5 separate regions of the Homo sapiens genome follow, and regions 2, 3, 4 and 5 are each linked to region 1. The links are chromatin contacts, found by Hi-C or POLR2A ChIA-PET in ENCODE. All regions are on one chromosome and are shown on one strand. Each heading gives the region's core, a stretch centred on a gene start or an enhancer-like site at or near the end of the contact. The rest is flanking DNA. Distances are from core to core; before and after follow the strand shown. Region 1 holds the start of HBP1 (HMG-box transcription factor 1). Region 2 holds the start of SYPL1 (synaptophysin like 1). Region 3 overlaps ATXN7L1 (ataxin 7 like 1). Region 4 holds the start of ATXN7L1 (ataxin 7 like 1). Region 5 overlaps CDHR3 (cadherin related family member 3).

The links. Hi-C counts contacts between places; a loop is a spot of excess contacts on that map. ChIA-PET counts read pairs that join two places held with the same protein, here RNA polymerase II (POLR2A). Pooled maps may share reads with other maps.
Region 2: a map of CD4-positive, alpha-beta T cell shows a loop between it and region 1 (7-fold over the local background). The contact joins the promoter of SYPL1 here to the promoter of HBP1 in region 1. A Hi-C loop is called at or near these places in 5 of 168 maps with a recorded cell type or tissue (CD4-positive, alpha-beta T cell, CD4-positive, alpha-beta memory T cell, CD8-positive, alpha-beta T cell and 1 more), 8 of 37 single-sample maps with no recorded cell type and 22 of 50 pooled maps. POLR2A ChIA-PET finds 5 or more read pairs at or near these places in 7 of 52 experiments (AG04450, CD4-positive, alpha-beta T cell, CD8-positive, alpha-beta T cell and 4 more).
Region 3: a loop to region 1 is called in a pooled map, with 7 times the contacts of the local background. The contact joins the enhancer-like site here to the promoter of HBP1 in region 1. A Hi-C loop is called at or near these places in 4 of 50 pooled maps. POLR2A ChIA-PET finds 5 or more read pairs at or near these places in 2 of 52 experiments (CD4-positive, alpha-beta memory T cell and activated CD8-positive, alpha-beta memory T cell).
Region 4: a map of CD8-positive, alpha-beta T cell shows a loop between it and region 1 (7-fold over the local background). The contact joins the promoter of ATXN7L1 here to the promoter of HBP1 in region 1. A Hi-C loop is called at or near these places in 2 of 168 maps with a recorded cell type or tissue (CD8-positive, alpha-beta T cell and ascending aorta) and 10 of 50 pooled maps.
Region 5: a pooled map shows a loop between it and region 1 (21-fold over the local background). The contact joins the enhancer-like site here to the promoter of HBP1 in region 1. A Hi-C loop is called at or near these places in 7 of 50 pooled maps. POLR2A ChIA-PET finds 5 or more read pairs at or near these places in 4 of 52 experiments (CD4-positive, alpha-beta T cell, CD4-positive, alpha-beta memory T cell, GM10248 and 1 more).

What each region holds. Positions count from the first base shown.
Region 1 is chr7:107,167,681-107,170,430 of GRCh38, forward strand. It overlaps HBP1 (HMG-box transcription factor 1), which reads left to right and starts at 1,323. Exons shown (of 11, transcript NM_012257.4): 1 at 1,323-1,505. RefSeq lists silencers at 851-1,424, 1,443-1,542, 1,803-2,022 and an enhancer at 973-1,132.
Region 2 is chr7:106,110,922-106,113,621 of GRCh38, forward strand. It overlaps SYPL1 (synaptophysin like 1), which reads right to left and starts at 1,391. Exons shown (of 5, transcript NM_182715.4): 1 at 1,219-1,391. The coding sequence starts at 1,287. RefSeq lists an enhancer at 621-1,453 and silencers at 909-1,158, 1,169-1,658, 1,739-1,798.
Region 3 is chr7:105,848,122-105,850,821 of GRCh38, forward strand. All of the region lies in intron 2 of ATXN7L1 (ataxin 7 like 1), which reads right to left. Among named protein-coding and RNA genes, the nearest start is that of ATXN7L1, 27 kb to the right of the region's middle. Within about 2 kb of position 1,435, at least 7 of the 41 ENCODE cell types and tissues checked have a DNase peak (open chromatin) inside an H3K27ac peak, as active enhancers do.
Region 4 is chr7:105,875,342-105,878,041 of GRCh38, forward strand. It overlaps ATXN7L1 (ataxin 7 like 1), which reads right to left and starts at 1,258. Exons shown (of 12, transcript NM_020725.2): 1 at 1,037-1,258; 2 at 471-539. The coding sequence starts at 1,217. RefSeq lists a silencer at 1,301-1,510.
Region 5 is chr7:106,020,844-106,023,543 of GRCh38, forward strand. It overlaps CDHR3 (cadherin related family member 3), which reads left to right. Exons shown (of 19, transcript NM_152750.5): 14 at 1,355-1,605. Among named protein-coding and RNA genes, the nearest start is that of CDHR3, 59 kb to the left of the region's middle. Within about 2 kb of position 1,433, at least 7 of the 41 ENCODE cell types and tissues checked have a DNase peak (open chromatin) inside an H3K27ac peak, as active enhancers do; they include CD4-positive, alpha-beta T cell, where a contact is called at or near this core.

The sequences.
Region 1 (2,750 bases), core at 73-2,572:
CAAAGGGGGGAAAAAGCTTAATCATGCCTTTGTAATGTGAATGGTAAAGACACCAATTATTGACTAGATGCAGCCGACTGTGAATGGACAGCCATGTTTAAAGAGAAGTTAACTATAAAGCAGGGAAGCGTCTCTGGTGAGTCAGAGAATTCGTAACTTGAGGAACTCCTAGTGGAAATGAAGTGGAAAGACAGTTTCTTTCATCAATGAGAAAACGTCTAGAAGGAAAAGAGGGTTAATAAAACTCACCAGAGAAACTTACTGATAATGATTCACAAATTAAATCAGTTTACGTCATACATTACACCCTTTGTATTACGTTAACCAACGAGCATACTAATCAGTATGGAAAATGCCGCTTTAACTTGCCTCAATTTCGTAATCGCCCGCCCCCGCCCCCGCTTTGTAAATTCTCTAGACTCCAGCTTCTCGCTTGCTCACAGTCCATCCCCCAGCCTCACTCTTCCTGGCACTTAGGTGGCGGCTCAACAAACTTAGGTGAACTGAACAGAGCTGACAAGGCAATCTCAAGTTGCTGTCCTGGGAGTGGTGAGGCAAGGCACAAGAGAAAGGACTTCTAGTTCTTCCCACTGCCAGTGCAGCCCCCAGCATCACTTTCGACCCCTTCGTGCCTGGGGCCGTGATTTGTGGGTGATCAAGTCCCTCGCTAGCCTGCAGTACTTCCGCTGGTGCAGTCATCTCCTTCCCCTCGCACTAAAACAATACCCTGGCCTCCTGCCAAACTCTTGAGCAGCGAGCAACTCTGGCTGTTTATGGCCCGGATTGGGTGCTGCAAGAGGCTTGGGCCGCTCTAAGTGTTAGCAGAGGCCCGGAGGAAAAGAAGAGGCCCAAGCTTTAAAACACTCCCTTCCTCCGCCCCCTCCCTTTTGTCCCAGACACCAAAACAAACGAGCTGATACACGTGTCCCTATGACTCTTGTTTACTATCAAGACTGCGCTGTGCGAGCGCCTCTGGGATACGTAGTCCAGCTCTTCCCCGGCCAGCAGTCTCCCACAGCCAAGGACCAAGGCTTGAGACTACGAACCCACAATCCATTTCGGGGACAAAGTTTGGCTTGGGTCCCCGGACTCTCGGCAATAGTCCAATCCGAAGCACTTACTCTTGTGATTGACATGCCATCTTCTCCAGTAAACACAACACAAAAGTCAATACATGCCCGCCCCCCGAGACGGACCACGGTACCACCCAATGGGAAAGGGGAAGAACCGAATGGCAGTTCTGCAGTCCAATAAGAGGGCGAAAGAGCTGGGCGGGGCTCAACCCCCAGGGGGTTGAGGGGAGGGGGAAGACGAAGCTTGAAAGACTTGGTAATGGCGACGGGTTTGGTAAGTAGGAAAGTTTCGGTTGAGGAGTAAGAGCTGCCGCGGGAGCAGTAACCCGCGCGGGGGAGGCCGACGTCGGTCGGAGAGGGGGTACGAGAGCTGCTGGTGGTGTTGTCGTGGCCGGAGCGGCCCGCGCCTGGGCTGCCGGCACTTCGCGGCAGGTTTGTTGTCTTTCAGTTAGGGAAGAGGTGGGGGTGGGGAAGGGAGGGGCAGGAGCGCGGGGGATTGGGCAGACTGGAGGGCTCGGGTCCTCGTTCCTTCTTCTCGGAGGGTTGCCCTTGGGGTGGGGGCAGTTAACCGTTCGATTGGTGCCCGCGGCGAGCCCACCGGAGCAGCGTCTCCCGCGAGCTCACCTGGGCTTCGGGGCGGCGGCGCTAGGGGGTCTCGGGCGGGGGCCGGGAGGAGGCAGGGGGAGGGCGAAGTTCCGGGCCAGGTCGCGCGGTGGGTGGCCGGGCCGGGTGTGGAGATGGGGCGGGCCAGGGCGGGGGAAGGGGCCGACGCAGCGCCGGGGCTGCCCAGGAAAGTTTGACTTCAACTCCCCGTTTGTGGGCGGAGGGTCGGAGCTTGGCCAGGGGTGGGGGGCTGGCCGGAGGTGGGGGACCCCAGTGAGGCGCCGCCTCCTTCTGGACTGAGGGGGATTCTGGCTGAGCTGAGGAGCTCGCGGAGCCGCTGGGCCCCGGGGCTCATTGTTACGCAGTTCGAATGAATGGGCTCCCAGGCGCCTGCGCGCTGGGGCTGAGCCGAGGGGAAAAACAAGCCCGGAGTCCGGGCTGCGGTCACATGATGGGGGGAAGGGAGGGGAACGCGATGAATGGCGAAAGAGGGTGGGGGATGGACTTGGCGTGAACCGGGAGGCACCGCTCTGTGTGACCCAAAGAGGAGGCTTGGCAGGCGATTCCAGTCTCCGCCTTTCAACCTATGCTGCCACCGCAGGCCGATTGAAACAAAACAAAACAAACCAGGCGAAGTGGACAGCCAGGTTTTTGTAGCTTTAAATGCTGCGTGCTGTCTAGGGTGTTTCACTCTCCGCTGTGCACTCTACACTCGAGTTCATTCTTAGGGAGTTTTCAGCTACAGTCGTTTTTAGAAGGAGCACTGACAGCGAGGTAATACTCAAGTTTTCTGTTTGTTTTGTTTTTGGCTCATGGTGCCACTGATGCCAGGACGAGAGGAGGCTTAGAAAAGGAGTTATACATACTGGGAAGCGATGGAGTCCTACTAACAGCTCGGATGGAGGCTTTAGCTTTATTAATACTTCCCTCTGAATAGCCGTAAGCACTCCTAATAGTGGTTTTGAAATTAAAGGTACTTTTTGAGAATTAGAATAATTTTAACATTGGAAATACTTTTCTGGTCATTTAACAGTGATCTAAATCTGCAATGTATGTCTTGTACTTTTGGTTTTT
Region 2 (2,700 bases), core at 141-2,640, 1.1 Mb before region 1:
TTCCTCTTGCAATTTTTAAATGCTTTAATCATGGTTTTCTTTATACTTAAATCTGGACTTAGGTTTAAAAAAATCAAGTATATTTATTTATGCGTCTTTCAAGTAGTCATTTGTGTGAAGTCAGCACTACTTCAGTTTTCAGAAAACACACAAAATGTTCAGTGAATGGTGAAATTGCCTAACCCCTTGCGCGGTTACAATGGTCCAAGTAGGAAATCACATTAGGTACCCATCAGAGAAACTGAGTTTCTACGCTGCTTTTAAAAACATCCTCGGTAGGTTATTTAGAACAGGAAATTGAAAGTTCTTATTCTTCTTCACCACTCTATCACTAAGGAAAAGGGCGAAAAAGCTATGGATGTAAATGCTGCTGTCTATAAACACAACTTGCCTGCAGAAATATGTAGTGGGCCGCGAAGTTTGAAGGAAGCCCGCAGTGCCTGGTATATTCACCAACTCCTCCAAGTAACTGATCATTGCCAAGGTCGAATTAATAAGCGTTCTTTGATGTTAATGATTGTGAGTGTTCTCAGGAAAGGACTAAAAGCTGACTTTCTAAACAGGATGTTGTTTGGAAATACCCCAAACAAACTCGATGTCCATTCCTAACGTGTTATTAAGTGAACCGATCTGACTCGATGCGTTTTGTTAAAAGGACTTTCTTTAGTTTCCCTGGCCCACAGTTTATTTTTTTACTATTTTTAACTCGGAGCCCATCTTAAAAACAAATTAAGAACGGAATGCTCGCCAAATCACGTCTACAAGACAAAATCGGCTTCCCAGGGAGCTAGACCTCGAGTGGGCACCGGCAGGGACGTAACCGCTGAGCCTCTCCGCAGAGCGCGACGCCGGCCGCCGGGTTTCGGTTAGACCGCAGCAGGAAGTTTTCCCTTCCTCTGCGGGAGGCAGTGGAGCCAAGGGGAAATTTGAACTCCCACTCCACGGGGACACCCAGAGGGGAGCTCCGGTGTGGGAGGGTGGCTCCCCTGGGAGCCAGGCGGCCGAGGAGCTCGTGATTCGACGCCCGCCGCGGCGTCTCCGCCCCGCGCGGCCCAGGCCGCGGCCTCCCTGCCCTCCCTGCCGTCCACTCCCAGTCCCGGGGCGGCGGCCTCAAAGCCCGCGCGGCAGGGCTGCGTCCCGGCTCGCAGGTCCCCGTCTCCCCGCCTAGGGCGCCGCGCCGAGCGGCAGGCGGGCCTGGCCGGCGCGGGCTGCACTCACCCACTCGAGGACCTTGATGAAGCCGAGTGGCTCCTTGAGCGGGTTGAGGTTGATCTGGAAGCCGGACATCCTCTGAGGAAAGGAGGGAGAGAGAGTCAGGACGACGGGGCGGAGGAGGGGACCGACGAGACCAGAGCAGCCCGGTGGCGAGGAAGGGCAGGCGGGGCTGGCGCGCTGGCCGGGCTCGGAGGCGGGCCCGGGCGGCCGTGGGGCGGGGCGGGGCGGAGCGGCGGCGGTTGAGCTGCTGGCTGAGACTCTGGGGCGGAAACGGAGTGGGGCGGCTGGGGAGGCGAGGGGCGGGCCGGGGCGGAGACCGGGAGGCTTCTCCTCAGGCCGCACCTGGCCGAGTCGACTGATCCGCTGGCGAACCAAGTAGATGTTGGGCGCCATACTGCGTGCGCCGCGCCCCCTTCCCTGCGGTTCAGCCCCTGGCACTCGGTCTTCCCCTGCGCACGCGTGTACGCGTGCGCTCGTTGGGCCCGCGCCGCGCTTCCGGACCCGCGCGACTGCGAAGAGCCCTGACCCGGGGGCGCCCACGCCCGCTCCTGCGCAGCTTGGGGGCGCTGGCCTCAGAGACACCCTCACTTGACCCCGAGCTCACCACAGCTGAGCTCACTACACCGAAGCTGACCTCTCCTTCCCTTAACAGATCTCAACTTTTTTATGAATTTATAATGTATTGGCACAGATGAAGTTGTGTTTCAAGGCATGTGTTAGGGGCCTTTGATTAAAATTGCAAAACAACAGACTTCTGGCTACCGTGCTGTGGGGTGCCTCGAAAGTGTGAATCACCAAATATTCGTATGGAAATTAGGTTTATTTTCAAAGTTACCATCGCAGCCATGGTTGAAAAATGAAGTAAGTTTATACCTAAAAGGAAAGGCGTGGCCGGACAGGCCCTCGGTGACCTACACTTTCACCTCTTCTACGCTGTCGGTCGACAGTCCTCTTTTTAAGGCATCGTTGGTATCTTTCTTCAAGAAGCTGACCCCTTTAAGATTCGGCTTAGGTGATACTTTCCTCTTGGCACGCAGTTACGGGAGCCCCAAGGTAGTGTGATCTCCTTCCTGGCTTCTTCAGTACCTGGAAAGTTCCTGGACAGCTGGAATGTGGTCATATTCGTGTATATGAAAAACCAGCTTCCAAGGACTTACCTGAATTTCAAGCACGAATATGATTTGCAGGCTACTTGCCACTGAGGTTATTCCGTCAGGGTTGACAACTGTTATTGAACGTCCTTGTAGTAAGCGAACCCTTTCTCTTTCGAGACCTATCTCCTTGTTTGCTGTCCAGAGAGTGCAAAAAATACATTTCATTTTCTATGCAGACAGAGACAATCTTTATGTTTATCTTGGCTCCCGTTCCTCAGTCCCCAGCACAGTCAGTGCTCAATGAGCACCTAATGGCATATCTCATTTTGAAATAACATTAAGAACTGGGCGCGGTGGCTCACGCCTGTAATCCCAGCACTTTGGGAGGCCG
Region 3 (2,700 bases), core at 185-2,684, 1.3 Mb before region 1:
AACATACACAAAGCTAACGAAATGTTCAACCTTATTAGTAATCATAAGAATGAAAACTAAAATAAGATAACATTTGAACTTATTAAATCATCAAATATCTGACAATCTTTGGTGAGATATTGGCCAGAGTTGGGAAAACAGCCACTCTCATACACTCCTGATGGGAGTATTAATTGGAACAATATTTCTAGAGGGCAATTTAGCAATGAGTATCAAAAGCCTCAAAAACAGCACACTCTTAGACTCAGCATTCCACTTCTAAGAATTTATGCTTTAGAAATAATCATGAATGTGTGCAAAAATTTAGCTACAAGGATATTCATTTGATTGCAATATTATTTTTAATAATGAGAACCTGAAAACAACCAATATATCCAATGACAGGGAATTAGTTAAATAAATTATGAAATACATTTACAATGGAATACTTAATAACTAGGAAAGGTACTCACCATAATCAACATAATACAAAATTATCCCATTTTTGTAAGTTACAGGAAACAAACAAAAGGTCAGCACTGGTTAATTCCAGATGACAGGGGTATAGGCTAGCTTTTTTCTTCTTTTGTTGATGTGCATCTTCTACAGTGATCACATATCACTTTTGCATGAAGAAAAAGCATCATTAAATAAATCTACTCATGGAGGTCCAGGCCCTCCATGATTGCAGCTCCGTGCACCCAGCCTAGAGCATGCTGCTCCTCGGCCCAGTGACTATTCTTCTAGCCTCCAGTTCCCTCAGCCTGCCAGCCCAGAGTGTGTTCTCAGGGCTGGGTCACTGCTTTCTGCTCCTCTCTGGGCCCTCTCCCTGCACTGCATGGCTCTAGACTCAGGTCTGCCACTAGCTATCACCCCAGTGGATCACTTGGTCTCCTCACCTCCATTCCTCCACCTGCAAGTCCCATGACCTAAGGCTTATCCTCCACTCCTAACCCCACGACACAGCAGTCTGAAAATAAAACTGCTCCACTGAATTTGACCATTATTGCACCATTATCACCACCCTATTATTAGTCCATCAGAGGGGACAGGCCATCACCACTGGCCTGAGAGGAGATGGACAATCTCAACAGGGCTTGGAGGTGTGATTTCACTTCCCTGCCAAGGAGGTGGCAGAAGGCTGGTCACCACACCAGGGCGTCACTCCTTGACAACACCACAACTGCCCAGAGTCCGTCCCTACGTAGTGATATGCAGGTGGGGAGGGCTCTGGCAAGAAGTTAGTGTAACCAGATCCCTTCTGACAGACCTGAGATGCGCAGGAATTCTTAAGGGCAAGAGGGTCAAGCCTGGTTTTCTCCCTGAATCTCCACCCAAACACCAAAACACCAGGGCTGGGCCCCCGCTAGAAGATGTGCTGCTCATGGGTCATGCAGGCTGTACTGAAAGACAACAAGTCACAGGAAGCTGCCTCTCTTACAGGGTGGTGCCGTCCTGTGGTTTCCCACCCTCTTGGAGGTGTAGCCATTGTTTGCTTGGTTTCATGACACCTCTTCTCCTCCTGAAAGTGCTGTATGTTGATTTTCCTTCTAAGTGAAGTGAACACAAATGATTCACCAGGGGCCCTGAGGTCACTGGGGCTCCCTGAGGATGTTCAGGCCCCTGAATGACAATGGGTGCTCTGAAGTCTGGGCCACTTCCTTCCCTCCTGCTTCCCATCTGAACTTAGAGGCAGATTAAGCCCCAGCTGCTCTCAGCTCTTTAAACAGAGTTGCCCTGATGGGCTGGCAAGTTCACACATACCTGCACCTTCTGAGGCTACCACAAGAGCTTTCTGTGACTCTTCAAATTTCATGCTTTATCTTAAAAATTAATGCAAATTTTCCTTGATACTCTATTTTTGCCCTACTGTATTTTATTAATTCTAAGCTGCACTCACCCCCACTTCCATTGTAACATCTTTAAAATCAGGATGTCTTAGAATCCACAGTGGCTGTAGTTTAATTGGCAGTGCTTTTTCTCAGTGTTACATAAAATAACAATGTATTTTCTGATAAATGGCATCTTAGAGTTGATGAAATATAATGATAAAAAAATACTTTCCTGTAGAATTAGAGTTGAACTGACATTCTGAAAGATGTGCCACCACGTTTGCACACTCCTGGCTCCCTGCCTAGGGCCCTGGTTTAAGGACCATTTCCAGATGTCATTTCCTCATGCCTGTCATGCCCCATGGCATCGGGAATACAGCCTTCACCAGCACACTGTTCCCACAGGAGAGGACCATGAGGAAGCTCATCCTGAAGGACACCCCCTAGTCCTCTGTTCCAGGGGCTACTCAATGGCAACCAAAGGAAATGTTCACTGCGCATTTCCCATGGGCCATGCATTGAGCTAAATGCTGTGTGTTCACTTCCTTCAACTTTGCCAACAACCCTATGAGCTACCTGTGATATCCCATTAAGCAGATGGGAAAAATAAGGCTGTGAGAGGTTATAGGACTTTCCTCTGTGCTGAACCCAGATCTCTCTGACTTAAGAGGCCTAGCACTGATCCCTGTGCCTCCTGAAGAACGAGCACAGAGCGAGCATGGGCTTCTGCTGCAAGACACTGTGGTGTCTCCTTCTGCACAGAAGGGGTACCCATGCTCCATATGGCCTGCCTGTTTGGAAAGTGATCCTCACTTGCCTGCAAGAGAGTCCCTCTCAGGAGCTCCCGGTTTCCCATCTCCCCAGACTCTGCAAATGCCCTCAGTGGGGG
Region 4 (2,700 bases), core at 8-2,507, 1.3 Mb before region 1:
CTTGCTGCAAAGGTTTGCCATGTACAATGGTTTTCAGTGGTGAGTGGAGAAGTAGCTGCTGGAATGACTGACCATGTGGGGTTCATTAAGCTGTTGTGCATTCACCCACGAGAAAGGCTGGGATGCTTGTGAAGGGAACTCCACTCTTCATTTCAGAAATTTTAACGCCCCACCATTTGGCAATGATGCTCCCAAGGAGAATGGCAGATATGCATCAGAAGGTTCAAACGTGGAGTCCAACTGAAGTGCAGTAAACTTCTGCCTTCAACAGTCTCACCCCCCTTTACCCCCCCCCCAGTTGTATTTATACTTTGAAAGAAGTTAACATGAAGCAGTAGTCACCTGGGCGTGCTCAATTTTTGACAAGCCTTAGTCACTCTGTACCCAGCAGAACAATTCACATTATATTCGAAATCCTGTGAAGATTCTGCCACACATGCTAACACTAAAATGCCAGTAGCTCCACTTACCTTCTTTATTAAGCCTCATAACCTCCCTGCTTTTTCCACCCTCTTTTCCAGCCTCTTCTAAATCTACATCTGCAGATGAAAAAGAAAAGGAAAACAGAAAATAAGGAAAAAAGGGGGGAAAAAAGCCAAAGTCAAGGGGGGAGGGAGAGTGTTTATTTGCAAACAGATCGATATAAATACTGTATATGAAATTCTTTCAAAAATTGACAATGCAACATTTTCTCCCAAGTCTGGGTTTCCATCTACCTGGCCCAGATAGGTACCCAAAAAACTATGCAAGCAGCAACAAAGTAGCCTTTTAAACGGACAACACCGTGGGGCTGCGAGCCCACCCCGCGGGCTGCCACGGGGAGCCGGGCACAGACAGACAGACAGCCCTGGCAGCCGGGCCTCTCCCTGTGCATTGATGATCTGTCTCTGTGTGTATTTATTTAGAGAGAGAGGGAGAAGCATGGAGGACACCGGGGGCCACTCTCTCTCTCACACACACACTTTTTCCCAGTGGCTCTAGGTGAATGGAAAGGTTACAGGATAATAAAAGGAGGAGGAGGTGGTGGGGTTCTTACTGTCGGAGCAGTGTAATTTGGCGGCGTCGATCCAGGAGGACCAGGGTTTGCCCAGAAACGCCTCCGGACTGGGCACTTTGCGATCCAGTGTCGCCATTGCTCTTCCTTCTTGTTGCTTTTTCCCTGTTCCTTCGGCAGCAGCAGCCGAGAGACACGGGATTCGAGAACGCTCCGACGTCATCTTCGGAACGTTCCGACATTGAGTGTTCTGAAAGGGGGAGGGAGGGAGGAAGGGCGGGATGGGAGGAGGGCGGCGGAGGAGGAGGGGAGAGGGAGCGGAGGAGGGGCGGGCGCTCGGGCTCCCGGAGCCGGCTCGGTGGGGCTCGCGCGCCCGCGGCCGCCAGGGGCAGCAGAGAGGCACCTGCAGTCCGCGCCCGCCCGCCCGCCGGGGCCGCCCGCCTGCCGGGGAGGGGCAGCGCGGACGGGCGAGCGCCGCGTGCGGGAGAGCGAAGGCTGCAGCGCGCCCGGCAGCCGGGATGCAGCGGCGCCGCCCAAGCCTGGGGCGCAGGGGTCGGGGCACACGGGGATAGGCCCGACGCGGGGCCGAAGGAAGGGTGGTCTTTCCCGCAGAGTTGCCGCTGGAGGACCGAAAGTTTTGCAGGCAGCCCTTGCTTCCAGCTTGTCGCTCTCTCCCCGCGTCCCTGTCGCCCAACGCGAGGCGCCCCCGCTGGGGTCCCGACGGCTTGGTGGGGAGGAGCCGTGAGGGGTTGCGCCCCCCACCCCCACCCGAGCCAGGGAAGGGACCCTGGTGACCTCGCCTCCCAGCCCTCACCCCCGTCACCCCTTTCTTCTCTTTCCTGGAGGACTTTGGACCATGGAGATTCTGCAGTTGTTGCTCTAGGAGCTGAAACCAGTGGGTAGATGTCGTTCTGAAACGCAGGTGAGTTTGGAGCGCTACGAGCTACCTTCCCATCTCAGGCTGCGGGGCGTGCAAAACTCAAAAGTTAGGGCCCCCGGACCCCCGGGTTCCCCGCGCGGTGCGTATCTCCGGCTCTCAGAGAACCACTGCATGGACTTTGCTCCAGGGTCAGCAGAGCGGGAGGGCGAATTTACGGCTCTTGGAAGACGACGCTAACGGGCCTAGCCCCTGAGCCGTTTCCAGCGCTCCCTGCCGTGAGACGAGGGTGGCCCGGGTTTGCGCAGGCAACCTTTGGCCAGGAATCTGATTCCTGGGAGAATTCACTTCAGGCTTAACTGCTCTAGCCAGCTAGAAAGGGAGCGCTAGATTTCCTCTGGATTTTGGACGTTGGGTGCTTTAGTTGAGATTTTCACCCTTTAAAGAAGGCTTTAAAAAGTCTTCTGTTACTTCTTTTTAACAAATCCTTTTGTTTACTAGAATTATCTAAACTATATGGACACCGCCCTCACCCCACAAGCGACATATTTTTTTTTCTCTTTCGCCAGCACCCTTTTAGCTCTCACCACTGCTGTTTCCCAAGTTGTCACAGCTGAAGCGCACTGATTGGAAGTTGCTTTGTACTGACTGAGTTCTGCCCTGGCTGAACCATCTAATAATTTCCCTGAGCTTGGCACCCTGTATCGCTAAGCCAGTGTTAGGATGGGCGATGAAGGAGGAGCTGCGGATTTGCCTTTAGTTGTGATGTTTGTGTGAGTCGGCTTGTTTGTGTCAGACTCAGATAAACTGCATTTGCCTTTGCTCTCTT
Region 5 (2,700 bases), core at 183-2,682, 1.1 Mb before region 1:
GCTTCCTGGCACTCCTCTCAGTTTCCCCTTCTTGTCTTACTCCTCCCAGACCCCATACGTGACTGCCCAAAGGCCCAAGAAAAGGGTGAACCCCCCAATTCCTGACTACAGTATGAGTCATAAAGCATATTAGTGTTGTTAGAAAAAATGCAGTCCAACTTTTCGACCACCTCTTTTCCTGAAAGCTGGTAGTGGGGGCAGGGAATCCCAGTCCTCTCTCTGGATAATAATAGATTAAATAGATTAAGTGCGTTTTGAAACGTGTCCTCAGGAATTCTCTTCTGCTCCATTCATCTTCTGTCTTTAAAAATATACCATCGTAGGGAAAAAAGAGCACCCCTCAATGGAAATTAGACCAAAATAGCTCATCTAATGAAGTGCTGGGGCCAGAGATTTAAACCCAAACAAGCAGAACAATTCCACGTGAGAGAGTAAAAATCCATCCCTGCTGCCTGCTGTGCCCTTGGCCGAGCAGGAACTTGAACAGTAGGAAGCCTCTCGAGCTGGCTGTGTCACAAAACCCAGGGGCAGAAACTGCCTCGAGACTGCAGTTGCCGAAGATGGAAACAATCCATACTGAGAGCCCTAAGGCCTTTATGGAGCATTTTGCTGTTAAGGGAGCAAAAATTGCATCATCTCCTGCTCCATTTACTGGTGTTCAGTCGGTAATGAGTCTGGAGCCAGTGGAGGAATGAGCGGGCATGTGCTTGGGCTGGCAGCCTCTCTGCCCCAGGCTCCCTGAGCTGAGCCATGAGCCCCAGCAGAGCTGTGTGTGTGTTTGGGGGTGTGATGGGGTGGGTTCAGGAGGACCTGGGACTGCAATTCCCGCAAAGCCAGGAGGCACCTTCCTTTGGAGGACTCCAGGGACAGCCATAACCAGTGTGACCCACTGGGTCCTGTGAAAAGCATGCAGTGAACTTGGCCTATGGCTAGGGATGTGACCTATTCTACCCTCTTGAAACCCACTCATTTGTTTGAGTGTGAATTACACGTGTTGTTACCAAATAATTGCCGGATGAGAAATCAGAAGGGGCTGCACCAGGGTTACAAAGTCTCTGCTTAATACTCAGCAAGATGGCACCTAGGCTAAGGGTGTTGTACTATTGTCCTTTTCTACTCAGCCTTGTTTGCAGCCACACTGGTTGTGAGCAAGAGTTTCTTTGTACTAATGCCATCTCTGGTGCAGTTAAAGCCTGTAGCATATAACTAATCCAGCTCTGGTGTATCAGAGACACAGTCTACACTTGAGGTGTGGACATTTGAGAAAAAGATTGAATGCAGTTTTCTTCTAAACCTTTATTTCTTACTCTCTTTTCTTCCTTTTACCAACACCCCTGCATCAAATCTCATTTAGGTAACGTCAACAATCATTTCACCTTCTCTCCCAATGCTGGTTCCAATGTCACACGCCTGCTGCTTACATCTCGCTTTGACTATGCTGGTGGGTTTGATAAGATCTGGGACTACAAGCTACTTGTCTACGTAACTGATGACAACTTGATGTCTGACAGGAAGAAAGCGGAGGCTCTTGTTGAGACAGGAACAGTGACACTGAGTATTAAAGTCATTCCCCACCCAACCACTATCATCACCACGACCCCCAGGGTAAGGGCTTTAGGACCTGGAATCCCCAGGCACATTCCCTTGTGAGTTATGTTGATGGACTTCTTTCCCCGGCCTGGAGGTATGTGGGGTGGACTGAAGAGTTGAGGTATTAGGATGTTGCCAAAAATGGCAACCATGGGCTGGACTGGAGTAGCTGCAGGGTGGCAAAAATCTGGTGAGACCTCAGACTCATAACCGCTAACTCAACCACTAACATTTCCTGTTCTGGTAGAGAAGAGTGTGTTGTTTGTGCAGAGACTTGTGAGAGATCAGACCTCAACCATCTGTGTGGCTTGTGGCACAGGAGCTGATTTCCATGGGCATGCTGCCAGTTGCTACCTTCACAACCCCTCTCTGCTTGTTCAGAAGAGTCTTTGCAAGTCAATATCCATGAAATTAGGTTGCTTGCTTACTGCTGGGTGCTCTTTCCCACATCTTTTGAAGAATCACCAGGTACCAATCTGTACCCTACACCCCACCTCCGCTCCAAAAAAATTCATCCAATCTACAAATATCGATTTAATGCCTATAGTGTGCCAGTCACTTTAGCAAACAAGCCAAAAATGATCCCTGCTCTCAGAAAGCTTATTGTATAGGCGAGTGATTCTCTAAGTGCGGTCCCTAGACCATCAGAATCAGCACCACCTGGAAACTGGTTGGAAATGCAAATTCTCAGGCCCAGCCTAGATTATTAAAGTTATAGGTTACCCAACCATGATCATCACCATGACCTCCAGGGAAGGATGCTGGAACCTGGAATCCCCAACTCTATCCCCTAACCTAATGAATCCGAAGCTCTGGAGGTGGGGTCCAGTGAGCTGTGTTTTCAATCAGCCTTTCAGGGAATTCTAATGTGCATTAAAGTCTGAGAGCCACTGATCTAGAGGGGGAGATAGATTACAAACAAGTATTCAAATTGACAAAGTAAATACAGACTGTGGGAAAGGGTAGGAAGAAAATGACCAGGTGCTATCACAGAATTGGCCTGGAGAAGGAAGGGAGAGCCTTGAATCTGACAACAGGATTATCTTCCCTGCCCCTTGGAGGAACTGGCTTGCATCTATGCTGACTCATCTGTCCCCTTTCTTCCTCCTC